Regions from separate parts of the Homo sapiens genome. Here region 1 is linked to region 2. Evidence: read pairs that join two places in POLR2A ChIA-PET (ENCODE). Cell type or tissue: GM12878. All regions are shown on one strand. Each heading gives the region's core, and the rest is flanking DNA. Links, peaks and the distances in the headings are about the cores only. Region 1 has its middle 34 kb from the start of MCM3. Region 2 overlaps PAQR8 (progestin and adipoQ receptor family member 8).

What was found. ChIA-PET counts read pairs that join two places held together with the same protein. Peaks named below come from ENCODE experiments on the same cell type or tissue, not always from the same donor. Only the 100,000 strongest peaks of a DNase experiment are listed, where the experiment ranks them.
Region 1: POLR2A ChIA-PET joins it to region 2 with 5 read pairs; 12 of 35 experiments call an interaction of 5 or more read pairs at or near these places.

The regions. Positions count from the first base shown.
Region 1 is chr6:52,314,930-52,322,881 of GRCh38, forward strand. No RefSeq gene overlaps it. Among named protein-coding and RNA genes, the nearest start is that of MCM3, 34 kb to the left of the region's middle. RefSeq lists a silencer at 3,070-3,129 and an enhancer at 4,315-4,374. In GM12878, for the core only: no CTCF peak of the experiment used is centred there; a DNase peak (open chromatin) is centred at 3,042.
Region 2 is chr6:52,385,776-52,393,727 of GRCh38, forward strand. All of the region lies in intron 1 of PAQR8 (progestin and adipoQ receptor family member 8), which reads left to right. Among named protein-coding and RNA genes, the nearest start is that of PAQR8, 28 kb to the left of the region's middle. RefSeq lists enhancers at 410-519, 3,155-5,639, 4,281-4,490. In GM12878, for the core only: no CTCF peak of the experiment used is centred there; DNase peaks (open chromatin) are centred at 4,306 and 4,776; H3K4me3 peaks cover 1,471 bases; H3K27ac peaks cover 2,500 bases.

The DNA.
Region 1 (7,952 bases), core at 1,950-4,449, 72 kb before region 2:
GTGGGAGATTAACTGCAGAGTGGATGGTGAACTGGACAGAGAACAGAGACAGTGTTCAGGGAGATCAACTAGCAGATCCTTGCAGTTACTCATAGTTGAGATTATTTATTTATTCATTCATTCATTTATTTATTTGAGACAGTCTCACTCTGTCATAAAGGATGGAGTGCAGTGGCATGACCTCAGCTTATTGCAACCTCCCTCTCCCAAGTTCAAGCGATTCTCGTGCCTCAGCCTCCCGAGTAGCTGGGATTACAGGCGTGTGCCACCAGCCCAGTTAATTTTTGTATTTTTAGTAGAGACAGTTTCACCATGTTGGCCAGGATGGTCTCGAACTCCTGGACTCAAGTGATCTGCCTGCCTCAGCCTCCCAAAGTGCTGGGATTACAGGCATGAGCCACCGTGCCGGGCCCTATAGTTGAGAGTCTAAGGGCTCTTTGAAAGCAGGGATCCTATTTTTTGTATTATTTTATATCCAACACTATCCCATATTAAATTCTATGTACTCTATGGTTTGAACCATAAGTGACATAGACAAGAAAACAAAATCTGACATTAATTCACTAAATAATACTTAGTTGGAAAAATGTGAAAACAGAAGCATACATTTCCTTGAAACTTCAGAACAATCTGAACCATGGGTTTATTTTGTTTTATTTTTTATCATCAAGTATTTGAGATAATTAAAGCATGAGTTTACATTTTTTCTTTCTAAATAAAAAAAGAAACAATTATTCAATCTTCATTGCATAGATGGTAATAGGGACACAGACGGAGAAAATCAGGACTATGTCGTGTGTTTGTTGCCCTAATATTGCTGCCATTTTTCTCCCACTGCCCAATACAGCATCGTCTGCCCACTAAGCACAAATCTCTAATTACGGAGGCTCTGACTGCCACTGGGTCGACTATTGGCCTCTGTGACTGGGTGTCTCCATATATTTCCTCATCTTATCTAGTTCTTTTCAAGTTTCTCTTTGAAATACAGACCTTATCAAGTGAGAAAAATGCTTACTCCATGTAAAATATAAAGCTGATACTAAAACAATATTGAATTAAAGGAGAATGTGAAATATAAATATCTATGCATTTGTTAAAAATGATAATGTTGTTTGTATTTTTTGCTGTGGAGGAAACCCATGTGGCAAAGACCTTCATGTCCATTCTTCCTTTGGTTCATATAGTAGAACCCCCATGATGAGCTGGTCGTGCCATTTCTTGCAGCTGCATGTGGACATGTGTCTAAGTCCTTTATAGGTCTATAGTAACATGCTTAAATAAGAATATCTTATATCTCATCCTGTCATTCTTCCTAGAAGCTCAAAACGTTTTGTTTTCAAAAATAACACTTTTCATTAAGCAAAATTTCAATATTCATAATGTTCAAGATATTATAATATTTCTATCACCAAGATATTTTACAGCTGTTTTAAAAACCAACCACTTTCCGGCCGGGCATGGTGGCTAATGCCTGTAATCCCGGCACTTTGGGAGGCCAAGGCTGGTGGACCACGAGGTCAGGAGATCAAGACCAGCCAGACCAACGTGGTGAAACCCCATCTCTATTAAAAATACAAAAAATTAGCTGGGCGTGGTGGTGGGCACCTGTAGTCCCAGCTACTCAGGAGGCTGAGGCAGGAGAATGGCGTGAACCTGGGAGGCGGACCTTGTAGTGAGCTGAAATTGTGCCACTGCACTCCAGCCTGAACGACAGAGAGAGACTCCGTCTCAAAAAAAAAAAAAAAACACTTTCCAACACACTCAAGAACTTTTTTTTACTTATTTTAATACCTGTGTATGTCTTTGAAAGAAAATGGAATAATGAAGAAAAAAGCAAGTGGCATAATTGCATTTTTAAATGTGAAATAATTTTCTTGGCAATTATTTGCACAAAAAATATTTAGACTATTTATTTAACATTTTAATGCCCAGTTTTATAATATATAATTAATAGTACCAATATGTCACATGGAAAAACTGATGCACAGAAGATGTATGTCAATCACGGCTCTCTGCAGTAAGCAATGGAAGCCAACTTCAGCTAATTTAGCACAAAAAAGATTTATTTTAAAAGTATTGGGGGTCAGGTGCAGTAGTTCACACCTGTAATCCCAGCACTTTGGGAGGCCAAGGCGGGCGGCTTGCTTGTGACCAGGAGTTAGAAATCAGCCTTGCCAACATGGTGAAACCCCATCTCTACTAAAAATACAAAAATTAGCTGGGCATGGCGGTGCATGCCTGTGCCTATAATCCCAGCTAGTCAGGAGGCTGAGGCAGGAGAATCACTTGAACCCAGGAGATGAAGGTTGCAGTGAGCTGAAATTGTGCCACTGCACTCCAGCCAGGGTGACAGAGTGAGTGAGACTCTGTCTCAAATAAATAAATAAATAAATAAAGTATTGGGAAAATCATAGAATTTTCCAGGGTGTGAACACCGTGACTTAGAGGCCACATTGCAAAACTGACATTCCTGAGGAAGTTTAAGTTCTGTAGTCTTAAAGTGGAACTATCTAGTGGAAACTAAACATCCTGGTGGAGCAAAGGCACAATTTGGTGACTTTGGCATGCCCATGAGGGCTGAAGGCATTCTTGATTATAAAATCAGGAAATCATGGCCTAAGGCTTAAGTTTAGTTTACATGACAGATGATGACCAATATTTCTAATTTAATTCAAGTGCAAATACATCCACCGTCTTATCAATCTTACAAAATTGAAACCACAGGACATTTTAAATAATGCATATATCTTATCTGTTGTATTACAAATACAGATTAACAAACCCAATATTAAATAGCCACCTAATTTATTTGTGCATATTCAAGCCTCAAAAAGTTGCCCCCTTCAACCCCACCCCAAACTCTCACAGTCATTGAAGCCACTATTCAGAATTTAAAAGGAGTTAAAATGGATTATTGGTGACAGTTCAGGCACAGGGCAAGAGCCAGTCCTGGCATTCTGACTGAGAAGGTTGCAATACCAAATGGCTTGTTAATTCTTCCTCTGACCAGAGCAGAAAGTACTCTTCTCTACAGATGCTTGTTATGAGTCATCCAGATGCCTTAACTCTGGCTGATTTCAAGGTTAGAGAGACAGAGTGAGAAATAAAACGTCTTTCAACACCTGCACCTCGATTTTGGCCATGCCCTTTGGGACCAGCATTTCAGGACGATGTCCACAAGGAATGTGGACTTCACCTGGAAGTGTAGTCTGATAGTTATTTGCTGCTTGTGAAAGAGGAAATGCCCCACTGATGTTCTTTTATTGCACAATCTCACTACTTTCAAGACAAGAAGAAAGAGGATTGATAATAATAAAAATTTCTAGCATTTATTGCACATACACTGTGTGCCTGGGATTGTGCCAAGCACTTAGATACTTTATATCCTTTCCTCCCTGCAATAATTTCTGCGCAGAAGATACTGCTATGTCTCCATTTTACAAATGAGGAAACTGAAGCTCTGAAGGTTATACAGCTTCTTCAAGGACAAACACATAAATAGCAAGAGGTAGCCTGGGACTGGAATCCAGTTTGTATAATGCCAGAGCTGGTGTTCTGAGCCACCATGCCACACTTCATATCTTTCCTGTAGGATCCTCTAGTTTTCTTTCCTTCTTTGCCCATTTTCTAACCAGGACTGCAGACTTTCAATATTCTCCACTCCTTACCTGTCAGTCCATGGCAAGACCTCTCTTGCCTGTCAGTCCATGGCAAGACCCCAGGACTTTAATTATTAGGATGTTCTTACTAGACTCTCAAAGAATCAGCCACAGGATGATGAAATTATCATGCTAAGCACTTTCTCTCTCTCTTTTTTTTTTTTTTTTGAGACAGAGTCTCACTGTGTTGCCCAGGCTGGAGTGCAGTGGCACAGTCTTGGCTCACTGCAACCTCCACCTCCTGGGTTCAAGTGATTCTCATGCCTCAGCCTCTGGAGTAGCTGGGATTACAGGCATGTGCCACCACACCCAGCTAATTTTTGTATTTTTAGTAGAGGCGGGGTTTCGCCATGTTGGCCAGGCTGGTCTCGAACTCTTGACCTCTCCAAGGTGATCTGCCTGCCTTGGCCTCCCAAAGTGCTGGGATTACAAGTGTGAGACACTGTGCCCGGCCTAAGCTAAGCACTCTCTTAGAGGCTGCTGTGCAAACTCCTGCTCCATCTGCTCTGAGTTTGCATCTCATAAATGGAGTGTAGCCTTAGTAGTTCTGTCTGGTGTGGCTTTACCTCTGGTTGCTTGGGACTTGAGCCATTTCTTCCAGCCAACTCCGTGGCCACCAGGAAGAAGACCAATAAAGAATAGAAACTTCAACTCCAAGATATATTTGGAACTTACTTCTTGGCTTATCTGACAGAAGGAGCCCCACAAATTCCCCTCTGACTCAGCTTGGGTTTATGCTTTCCCTCTGGGCCCTAAGTCCCTGCATGCTCTGCTCCTATCCCTAGGCCTGGCAGAGGAAGGGTTTTTCTTCTCAAGCCCAGGAGATTCCCCTCCTGGGCTCAGGCCATTCTGCACTAACTCTGCCCTTTCTAATTGTCTCCTTCTGGAGCGGGAGAGTCTCCAACATTCCAGGTTCCCTGAAAGCCCTACCCTCTCTCCTGAACCCTTTTTCTGCATCCACCAGTCCTTCTTAAGGCTGTATTCTCTAATCATTGATAGTTTTTTAGTTGATTCTCTTACAGTTGTCAAATAGCAGTTATATCACTTGCAGGTACTAAAATTTTCGCCTCTTCTTTTCCAATTTTTAAGCCTCTAATTTTAAAATTTTGCTTAAATTGAGTACAAGATACTTTACAAAACCAAAAATCTAAAACATGTAATTTACAACAAGAGAATAAAACCTTTTTTTTTTGTTTTTGAGATGGAGTCTTGCTCTGTCTCCAGCCAGGCTAGAGTGCAGTGGCACAATCTCGGCTCACTGCAATCTCCGCCTCCCGGGTTCAAGGGATTCCCCCGGCTCAGCCACCCAAGTAGCTGAGACTACAGACGTGCACCACCATGCCTGGCTAATTTTTTTTTGTATTTTAGTAGAGACAGGGTTTCACCATGTTGGCCAGGATGGTCTTGATCTCTTGACCTCGTGATCCGCCCGCCTTGGCCTCCCAAAGTGCTGGGATTACAGGCATGAGTCATCGCACCCGGCCAAGAAAGCCATTTTTACAGCAGAGGTTACTACATTGTTTTATGGTTATAATTATATGCTGTAGTTATAATCTTTCAAGTGGCTGTCTCGATTATTAAATTATGATCTTCCTGGAGGGCAGGAACTGTTATTCACCTTCATGTCCCCAGCACTTAGCTTTGTAATCTTGACAAATGGTTTTCTGAAAAATTAAAGAAAAACCAATAATGCCACTATAAATAGGTTAAAATAACTATCATTTATACGGTGTCTGCTAATGTCGTCTGGTATGAATGTCAACAAGCCTTATTTCTCAAATTTTTTGAGACCATGGAACATAATATGGTTTTTAGGTCACAACACATTCTCACTTCATCCTAGATCTCAGTTCTGCCAACAAAGTATCTGCTTTAGATACCCAACAACTTTTCTCTATCACCAAACACCATCTGCCCAAGACCACATGAACTGTGCTGGGCAGCTCCAGTGCGCTGGACAACCCAGAAAGTTGAAGACTCCAACCTTCAGGTAGAGGGCAGAAGTAATGTGGATTTTTCTTTTTTTCTTTTTTTTGAGATGGAGTCTCGCTCTGTCACCCAGGCTGGAGTGCAGTGGTGCCATCTCGGCTCACTGCAAGTTCCGCCTCCCGGGTTCATGCCATTCTCCTGCCTCAGCCTCCCGAGTAGCTGGGACTACAGGCGCCCGCCACCATGCCCGGCTAATTTTTTGTATTTTTAGTAGAGACGGGGTTTCACCGTGTTAGCCAGGATGGTCTTGATCTCCTGACCTCGTGATCTGCCCACCTCAGCCTCCCAAAGTGCTGGGATTACAGGTGTGAGCCACCGCGCCCGGCCAGTAATGTGGATTTTTCTGAGTACAGCTTGACACAGCATTTTGTAGGGCATGAAAGGGGACTGAAATCATTTTGACCATATATCCTTTCCTCCCTGCAAGAATTTCTGTGCAGAAGACACTGCTATGTCTCCATTTTACAAATGAGGAAACTGAAGCTCTGAAGGTTATGCAGCTTCTTCAAGGACAAACACATAAATAATGAGAGGTAGCCTGGGACTGGAATCCAGTTTGTATGATGCCAAAGCTGGTGTTCTGAGCCACCATGCCAGAACACAGATGGGGCTGGGAGCAGTGGCTCATGTCTGTAATCCCAGAACTGTGTGAGGCCGAAGCAGGTGGATCACCTGAGGTCAGGAGTTTGAGACCAGCCTAGCCAACATGGTGAAACTCTGCCTCTACTAAAAATGCAAAAATCAGCCGAGTGTGGTAGCAGGCACCTGTAATCCTAGCTACTCGAGAGGCTGAGGCAGGACAATTGCTTGAACCCGGGAGGTGGAGGGTGGAGGTTGCAGTGAACTGAGACTGCGCCACTGTACTCCAGTCTGGGCAATGGAACAAGACTCCATCTCAAAAAACAAACGAACAAACAAACAAAAAAAACCCACAGATGGTAACTGACCTCAGCCACAACTTGAGGCTACTTCCACTGCCTCCAAGTCTCCAAGTCAAGTGTGCTTTCCATTAGGAATTCTTTTTTCTGAGCAGATCTCAACTGTTGGTTTAAAATAGTCAGTAAACCATGCCATAAGCATACGTGCTATCATCTCAGCCTTGTTTTTCCATTTATAGAACAAATGCAGAGTAGATTTTGCATAATTCTTAAGGGCCTTTAGATTTTCGAAATGGTAAATGAGTGCTGGGCTTCAACTCCAAGTCACTGGCTGTATTATCTCCTAATAAGAGAGTTAGCCTGTCCTTTGAAGTTTGAAGCCAGGCACTGACTTCTCTCTAGCTATTAAAATCCTGGATGTCATCTTCATCCAATAGAAGGCTGTTTTATCTACACTGAAAACCTCTTGTTTAGAGTAGCCACCATCATCAATGATCTTAGCTAGATCTTCTGGATAATTTGCTGCACCTTCTAAATGTGTTAGCACTTGCTACTTCACCTTGCACTTTTAAGTTACAGAGATGGCTTTTTTTTCCTTAAACCTCATGCATCAACCTCTGCTAGCTTAAAATTTTTCTCCTGAAGCTTCCTCACCTCCCTCAGTTTTCACAGAATTAAAAAGAGTTAGGGTCTTGCTCTGGATGAGGCTTTGGCTTGAAGAAATGTTGTAGTTGGTTTGATCTTCTATCCAGACCACTCAAACTTTTTCCATATCAGCAATAAGGCTATTTCGCTTTCTTATTATGCATGTGTTCACCAGAGTAGAACATTTCATTTCCGTCAACAACTTTTCCTTTGCATTCCCCACTTGGCTGTTTAGTGCAAAAGGTCCAGCTTTCTGCCCACCTCAGCTATAAATATGTCTTACTCACTAAACTTAATCATTTCTAGCTTTTGCTGTAAAGTGGGAGACGTGCAAATCTCCCTTTCACTTAAGCACTTAGAGGCCATTGTAGGGTTATTAATTGGTCTAATTTCAATATTGTTGTGTCTCAGAGAATAGGAAGGCCTCATCAGAGGAAGAGAGATGCGGAACAGCCAGTCATTAGAGCAGTCAGAACATATACAGCATTTACCAATTAAATTTACCGTCTTGTATGAGCATGGCTCATGGCACCCCAAAACGATTGCAATAGTAACATCAAAGATCGCTGATCATAGATCACCACAAAAGATATAATGATAAGGAAAAAGTTTGAAAAATTGCAAGAATTAACAAAATGTGACACAGAGACATGAAGTGAGCATATGCTGTTGGAAAAATGGAGCTGATAGACTTGCTGGACACAGGGTTGCCACAGACACTCAATTTGTAAAAACACAGTATCTGCTAAGTGCAATAAAACAAGATATACTTGTATTCACG
Region 2 (7,952 bases), core at 3,187-5,686:
TTGAGAGGCTGAAGTGGGAGGATCACCTGAGCCTGGAAAGGTTGAGGCTACAGTGAGCCATGATCACACCACTGCTCTCCAGTCTAGGTGACAGAGTGAGACCCTGTCTCAAAACAAAAAAGAAACTTTCAACAGAGGAAACAGACAACCTACAGAATGGGAGAAAATATTCATACATTATGCAGGGGTCTAATATCCAGCATCTATAAGGAACTTTAAATCACCAAGCAAAAAACAACTCAATTAAAAAGTGGGCAAAGGAAATGAGCAGACACTTCTCAAAAGAAGACAGACAAGTGGCCAAAAACATATGAAAAAATGCTCAACATCACTAATCATTAGAGAAATGCAAATCAAAACTACAACCAGATACTATCTCACACCAGTCAGAATGGCTATTATTTAAATTAAAAAAAAATAACAGGTGTTGGTGAGGCTGCAGAGGTTAGGGAACGTTTATACAGTGTTGGTGAGAATGTAAATTAATTTCAGCCACTGAAGAAAGCAGTTTGGAGATTTCTCAGAGAACCAAACACAACTACCATTTGACCTAGCAACCACATTACTGGGTATGTACTCAAAGGAAAACAAATTGTTCTACCAAAAAGACACATGTACTCATATGTTCATCACAGCACTATTCAAAAATAGCAAAGATCAACCTAGGAATGAACCTCAGTGCCCATCAACAGTGAATTGAATAAAGAAATTGTGGTATGTACACATAATGGAATACTGTGGAGCTGTAAAACAGAATTTGCAGCAACATTATCTTAAGTGAATTAATGCAGAAACAGAAAACCAAATACCACATGTTTTTACTTATAAGTAAGAGCTAAACATTGGGTATACATGGACATAGAGAAGGGAAAAATAGACACAGGACTACAAGAAGGGAGAAGGAGGGACCGGGGCAAGGTTGAAAAACTACCTGTTGGGTACTATGCTCACTACCTGGATGATGGACTCAGTCATACCGCAAACCTCAGCATCATGCAATATACTCTTGTAACAAACCTGCACATATACCTCCTGAATAGAAAAGAAAAGTTGAAAAATTTTTAAAATGAAGTAATTCTGAGTGATAAACAATCACAACCTTTGTAGATACTACAGGTTAGGCAGGTAGGTAATTGTAATATCATGGAGATGAAAGCTGTAGCTTTGTGATAGTTTACAATTACTGATCTGAACTGAGTAGATTGACTTTTCAAATGAAGCTCTTCTATGGAATAACTAATGATTTTTTTTTTTGAGACGGAGTCTCACTCTGTCACCCAGGCTGCAGTGCAGTGGCACAATCTTGGCTCACTTCTCTGCAACTGATTATTAATTACTACTTCTAATTACAGAAAAGGCCACACTGGGAAGTGGAGCAGGGTCTTCAGGGGTGCCCTTAGGAAAGAGCCCTGATGGGATGTCTTGGGAGAGAAGGCTCTGGATAGTGCTCCTGGGTCACTACAGTGAGCCAGGATTCCTAGTCCATCAGCAGCTCAGAGATGGACAAGCACTATCTTCTCATCTAATACTTCCTTTTCATTCACAGCTGATAGATGTTCTTTCACAAAGACGCAGTCAGTTGGCTGGACTCTTGGGACACGGGTCAGAATTATTGGGGTCTGCCCATACCTTATTGTTGATTTGGTTTAGGGCTTTGAATAGGTCACTTAAATTCAGTGTACCTCAGTTATTCTCACAATCAAGTAACACAAGCTAAAATCTTTGAAAAAATATTTTGAATAACTTCCTTATGCAACCCAATGAATTTCACAATTTAATATAAAGGAAGACACATGTATAGCCAGTTATAGCATAATGCTAAGAGGATGCTATAAACTGAAGTGTCTCCCCAAATTAATATGTTGAAATCCTAACCCCTAATGTAAGGATATTAGGGGGTGGGGCCGTTAGGAGGTGATCACCTAGATCAGGGATCCCCCAACCCCCAGTACCTGTCTGTGGCCTGTTAGGAACTGAGCTGCACAGCAGGAGGTGATCAGTGGGCGAGTAAGCAAAGCTTCATCAGTATTTACAGCCGCTCTGCTTTGCTGGCTTTACTGCCTGAGTTCCTGTCAGATCAGCAGCAGCATTAGATTTTCATAGGCGTGCCAATCCTATTGTGAACTGCACATGCAAAGGATCTAGGTTGTACTCTCCTTATGAAAATCTAATGCCTGATGATCTGTTACTGTCTGCCATCACCCCAGATGGGACCGTCTAGTTGCAGTAAAACAAGCTGAGGGCTCCCAGTGATTCTACATTATGGTGAGTTGTATAATTATTTCCTTATATATTATAATGTAAAAATAATAGAAATAGGCTGGATCCGGTAGCTCATGCCTGTAATCCCAGCGCCTTGGGAAGCCAAGGTGGGCGGGTCACTTGAGGTCAGGAGTTTGAGACCAGCCTGGCCAACATGGCGAAACCCCATCTCTACTAAAAATACAAAAATCAGCTAGGTGTGGTGGTGCATGCCTGTAATCCCAGCTACTTGGGTGGCTGAGGCACAAGAATGGCTTGAGCCTGGGAGGTGGAGGTTGCAGTGAGCTGAGTTGGCATCACTGCACTCCAGCCTGGGCAACAGAGCAAGACCCTGTGTCAGGAAAAAAAAAAAAAAGCAATAAATGTAATGGGTTTGAATCATCATGAAACCATACTCCTCAACCCCCAGCCCCCATACGTGGAAAAATTGTCTTCCATGAAATTGGTCCCTGGTGCTGAAAAGGTTGGGGACCACTGACCTAGATGAATGCCTAGATGAATGGTATTACTGCCTTTATAAAAGAAACTCAGGAGAGCTCCCTTGCCTCTTCTGCCATGTGAGGACATAACAAGAAGACAGTCATGTTTGAACCAGAAGTGGGCCCTCACTGGACACCAAATCTGCTGGTGCCTTCATCTTGGACTTTTGCAGCCTCTAGAAACTGTGAAAAATAGATTTCTGTTGTTTATAAGCCACCTAGTCTTTGATATTTCCTTACAGCACCCTGAATGGACAAAGACAGAGGGCTTAATAAGACATGATGAGTTCTACTTCAGGCTGTCGCTAAGCTTCACAGGGGAGGGGTTATATCTGAGCCTGAATTTGAGAGAGAAGTGGGTTTTGCCAGGCACAGCAGGCTACAATAACATTGGCGATGTCAAGTGTGTGGCTTGTTCAGGCAATCAGGACAGTCTGTTCTGCCTTTTGTATGCAACAAGAATAAAAACGAGTTCTAACAGTGCTCCAGTGTTATTTTACATTATGTTTCTCTGCCTGGCCCCTCCTTTTCCTAAGTCTTTGCTTAGGCATTCTTGGTCATAAAAATGACAAATGGTAGGAGATGATAGACCAAAAACAAGCTGATGGTTAGAAATTCAGCCAGCAATTTAAATATTGGTGCGGATACCTAGCAAGTGGATGAACCACACAAATAAATAAGATCCAACTCAAATGGTGTTTTCTTTTGAAAACCCACATTTTCGTTTTCTTAGATCTCACTGGTTTTTACCTTTAGAAGCAGGCAAAGGATAGTCATTCACTTTGTTTTTGAACAATGATCTATTGACACATTCTGGGGACATCTTTCCTCTGACTGTTTGCTGATAGAAATAAAGCATAGGTAAGCCAGTGTTCCTGTCTCCAGAGGCTTGCAATTCAATAAGCAGAAGAGAGAAGGCTCTCTACACACACAGTAGTGAAGTAATGGGCAAGCCTGATGTTCTCCTTACCAAAATATGTGGAATAGATAGATAAGGGTTGGGGGCGGGGGAGGAATCAAGATGGCCTGGAGAAGGCTTTGTGGTGATTTGGAATTGAACTAAGGCCTTGGAGATATCTAAGGAGAAATGAAGAATAAAGTGACTTGCTTGACTCTTTATAGCAAATAAAATTGCTGGGTCTTAGAACCACCAGGAGAGTGTACTGTTGTCACTGCAGAAGAGTTAATGTTTAATTGCTAGGGAACACAGCTTTCTTTATATGGTGCTCCAAACTCTAGCTCGATTTGTTATCTGATTTTCTGCTGTGGAAAGGGCATTTCCAAGATTGATTTCCTGCCAGTGGAAATGAGCAGCTCTCTTCACGTTCACCCGGGTTGGCCCGGGTCCCAGCTGGTTTGCAGATCAGTGATGAAGCTTCCTGCCGGTGAGAAGCTAGATCTAGTTGAGAGGTTGCCTGACTGAAGCCAAACCACACCTAACGAAGCCGATAGTTACACTCATGTAGAAAGTCCAGGGAGACACCTGTCCCTAGGCTTTAATTAGTGGGAGTTTCAGACAGCAAAGTTTACCTTTACTCAAACAAGAAGCCTCAGAAGAACATGATCTTCACACCTGAACTGTTGATTGCCTGGAGACTGCTCAGTGTGTTCTCCCAGTAAATTGTTCCCAGCTCCTCTGACTTCTCCCACTCGACAGATTAAACACAGATACTATTTATTCCATGTGGCAGATGCATTCTCTGTCTGTAATGATGCATTTTGAAACCAGTACTTTCTCAAGTGAGATTAGCTGAGATGTGGAAAGTATAGGAAGTGACAGAACAGACAGAAATTCTAGCTAGAGGGTTCTAGTTAGATAAAGAGAAAAAGGCACTCAGAGGAAATTTGCTCTGCTCATCTTTCCCAGGGCACAGCAACAAATTAAGGCTGTCTTTTCTTTCTCCTCTTAGGAATATTATAGGGCACCACAGAGGAAAAGATTCATAAGTGGAGAGCTCACTGAGCCCAGAAGGACACATCTTGCTGCCAGATCTGTGGCAAAAAGGTGTACCTTACTTTTTTTTTATAGGCACGGTTCAGCCGTACCACAAACCCACATGGTCAGGAAGTGACTCACGTATTAATGCCGTTTGAGTTTGTGTGCTGTGGGGAAGGTCTTTTGACAATATTGTGTATACTGGCTTTTCCAATCTAAGAGAACATCTTTGCTGCATTAACAGTAGATGTTACATATTTTTTTCCCTTTAAACCCCCCATGACCAATAGCTTACCCTATGGCAAGTATAGTTAGGTTACTCGTAATAATTAATTTGGTATGCTAACTAGTTGAGCTCACAGAAAAATGCAAGTATGGGTGTATTCCTTTATAATGCTGGGGTGTTTCTTGGGGAGGGTCTTAATATTTTACCAACTTAGGTTTTACCAATTTTTGCATATTTATGTCAAATATTCCTATTTGCAGAGTAGTACTAACTTTTGCTTTCCAATTACAAAAGTAGTAAATGTTTGTTGTTAAAAAGTACGATAATGATAGTATTTCCAGAAGAAAAGTAAAATTCCCCACAATCCCTTCATGGCAATAGCTATATTGTTTTGATTATATGCACTTCCATACTTCATCTGTACCATGTTTGTATGATTACAAAAATAGGGCTGGGCGGAACACATACTTTAAATTTGTTTTTTCCTTTACATGTCTTTGACTCATTTATTCATTCAAGAAATCTTTTTTGAGAATGTACAATGTGCTAGTCCATCACTTTTCTAAGTGCAGTGGAGACTACAGTGAAAAACCAATGGAGCTCACATATCATGTGTATCTTTGTATAACAATAAATGTAAATATGCTAGTTATTTTAATAAGTGCATAGTATTCTATTTTATAGATTTATCTTAATTTACACAATCAAATACTCCATTTTTGGATGTCGAAATTCTGTTTGTTAGGTTTTGTTAAATATAGGGAGGAAATATGCACTGACCATTGGTGAATCTGAATCGATGTTCAAATGATCTCTGCTAATAACAGGATTGCACTGGTAGTGCCATTCTTTCAAATATGACTTTACAAATAGTGATATGCTCCTTGGAAGATGTAGCTATAAAGATCAGTATGAGCCCAGAGTTCTCTCACTTAACGACTATGGAGATCCTGAGGCATGTGAGACTGTTTCCAACTCCACCTCTGGCTCAAAGGCTGCTTAAAGCACAGTTCCAGTCCTTATAAATGGACACCAAGTTGTCATTTTGGCTGCTATTCCTTTGCAGCCATTTATAATTATGCAGTGATGTGTGAAGCTGGGCTTCTGTGAATTCTGGAAGCATTTCTTTTGCCTTTGATAGGAATTGCTGCTCATTTGTCCTCTATCCAACAACCAGCAGGTCACTTTCCTACCATCTGTGTGAGTCCCACACACAGTGACATGAAGTGATGTCACAGGATCTGTTTGTTGGTGATTCCAGCATGCTGCTTGATGTTCAGTACAAAGCAAAACATAGCCCAGATGAATTACAGAATTTTACAGTATTAGAGCTTATATAGATTACACCCCCATCTTAAGGACAAGGGCACCAAGGCATAGAGAGGTTGAATAATTTGCTTAAAAATCACTTAGAGCACTTTGGGAGGCCTAGGCGGGCAGATTGCCTGAGCTCAGGAGTTCGAGACCAGCCTGGGCAACACGGTGAAACCCCGTCTCTACTAAAATGCAAAAAAAACTAGCTGGGTGTGGCAGTGTGCGCCCTTAGTCCCAACTACTCGGGAGGCTGAGGCGGGAGAATTGCTTGAACCCAGGAGGCGGAGGTTACAATGAGGCAAGATCGCGCCACTGCATTCCAGCCTGGGTGACAGAGCGAGACTCCATCTCAAAAAAAAAAAAAAAAGTGTCACATAGTGATAGAGCTAGAACTAAACATTGGGACTTCTAATTTCTTGCCCAGTGTTCTTTCCAGGGAATCAGCTATTCCAAGTTTGTGGTAGATTCACATAGCATCCTTGTAATAGGTCAGGAAACACTATTGCTTTGGAGTGCTTCTATTTGTCATCCAGATAAAATGTCTTCAGTACCAAACAATGCCAGTTTCCCAAATATGGAGCTTTTCTTTAATTCCCCACTTTGTTAATTTGGGAAAGGCTTTTTAGGTAGCTTGCTATATGCATAGCAGATTTAGTGATCTCATTGTCATTGTGCTTTCCATTAGTAGGCTGATAAATGACCTCAGGTTTATGATTGGAATGTCTCACTACACCAGTTCTGTAAAGCTAGCCACAACAAACCATGTGTCTCTTTAATATGAAAGAAGCCCATCAGATTTATGATCATATTTATCTGGGCTAATAGACCTATTTGGATTATTTGATAGATTCCACTCAGATTTTGTGGAAGTCACATTTTATTCTCTTAGGGAGTATTGGAATCTGATTTACAAGTAAACTCAGTGTCAAAGATCTGAGAAACTTTGCAGTACTGATTGTTTTTGTAAGGCCAACTGCAAGTTATTTTTGTTAATGAAGCAAAGCAGTATTGCAGCAGCATATTTGAAGTTGTATATCAAAAAATATTGGGGTTTAGTCATAGAGGGCATTTTTTGAGGCATAGTGGTTAAGAACGCAGACTTTAGAGTCAACTGCTTAGTCACCTCCTGGATCTATCACATACTGTGCAGCCTTGGACAAGTTATGTAATCTCTCTGTAACTGTTTCCTTATCTGTGAAATGGGAATGATAATAGTACTGGTGTCAGGTATTGTTGGGAAGTTTAAATAAGTTAATATTTTCAAAGCACCCAAAACACTGTCTGGTATGTGCTAAACATCATATAAGTGTTTGATACTATTATTCTGACACTTTCTCTCTCTTTTTTTTTTTTTTTTTTTTGAGACGGCGTCTTGCTCTGTTGTCCAGGCTGGAGTGCAGTGGCATAACCATGGCTCACTGTAGCCTCAATCTCCTGGGCTCAAGTGATCCTCCCACCTCAGCATCCTGAGTAATTGGGACTACAGGTGTGCGCCACCATGCCTGGCTAATTTTTAAATTTAGAGATAGAGTCTTGCTGTGTTGCCAAGGCTGGTCTTGAACTCCTGGGCTCAAGCTATCCTCCCCGTTCGGCTTCCCAAAGTGCTGGGATTACAGGTGTGAGCCACTGTACCTGGTCGATTTGGACACTTTCCATTCATTCATTCATTCGTTCATTCAGTGATTTCTTGGAATATCAATGTGATAGGCACAATGCTAATGATAAAAATATTCTC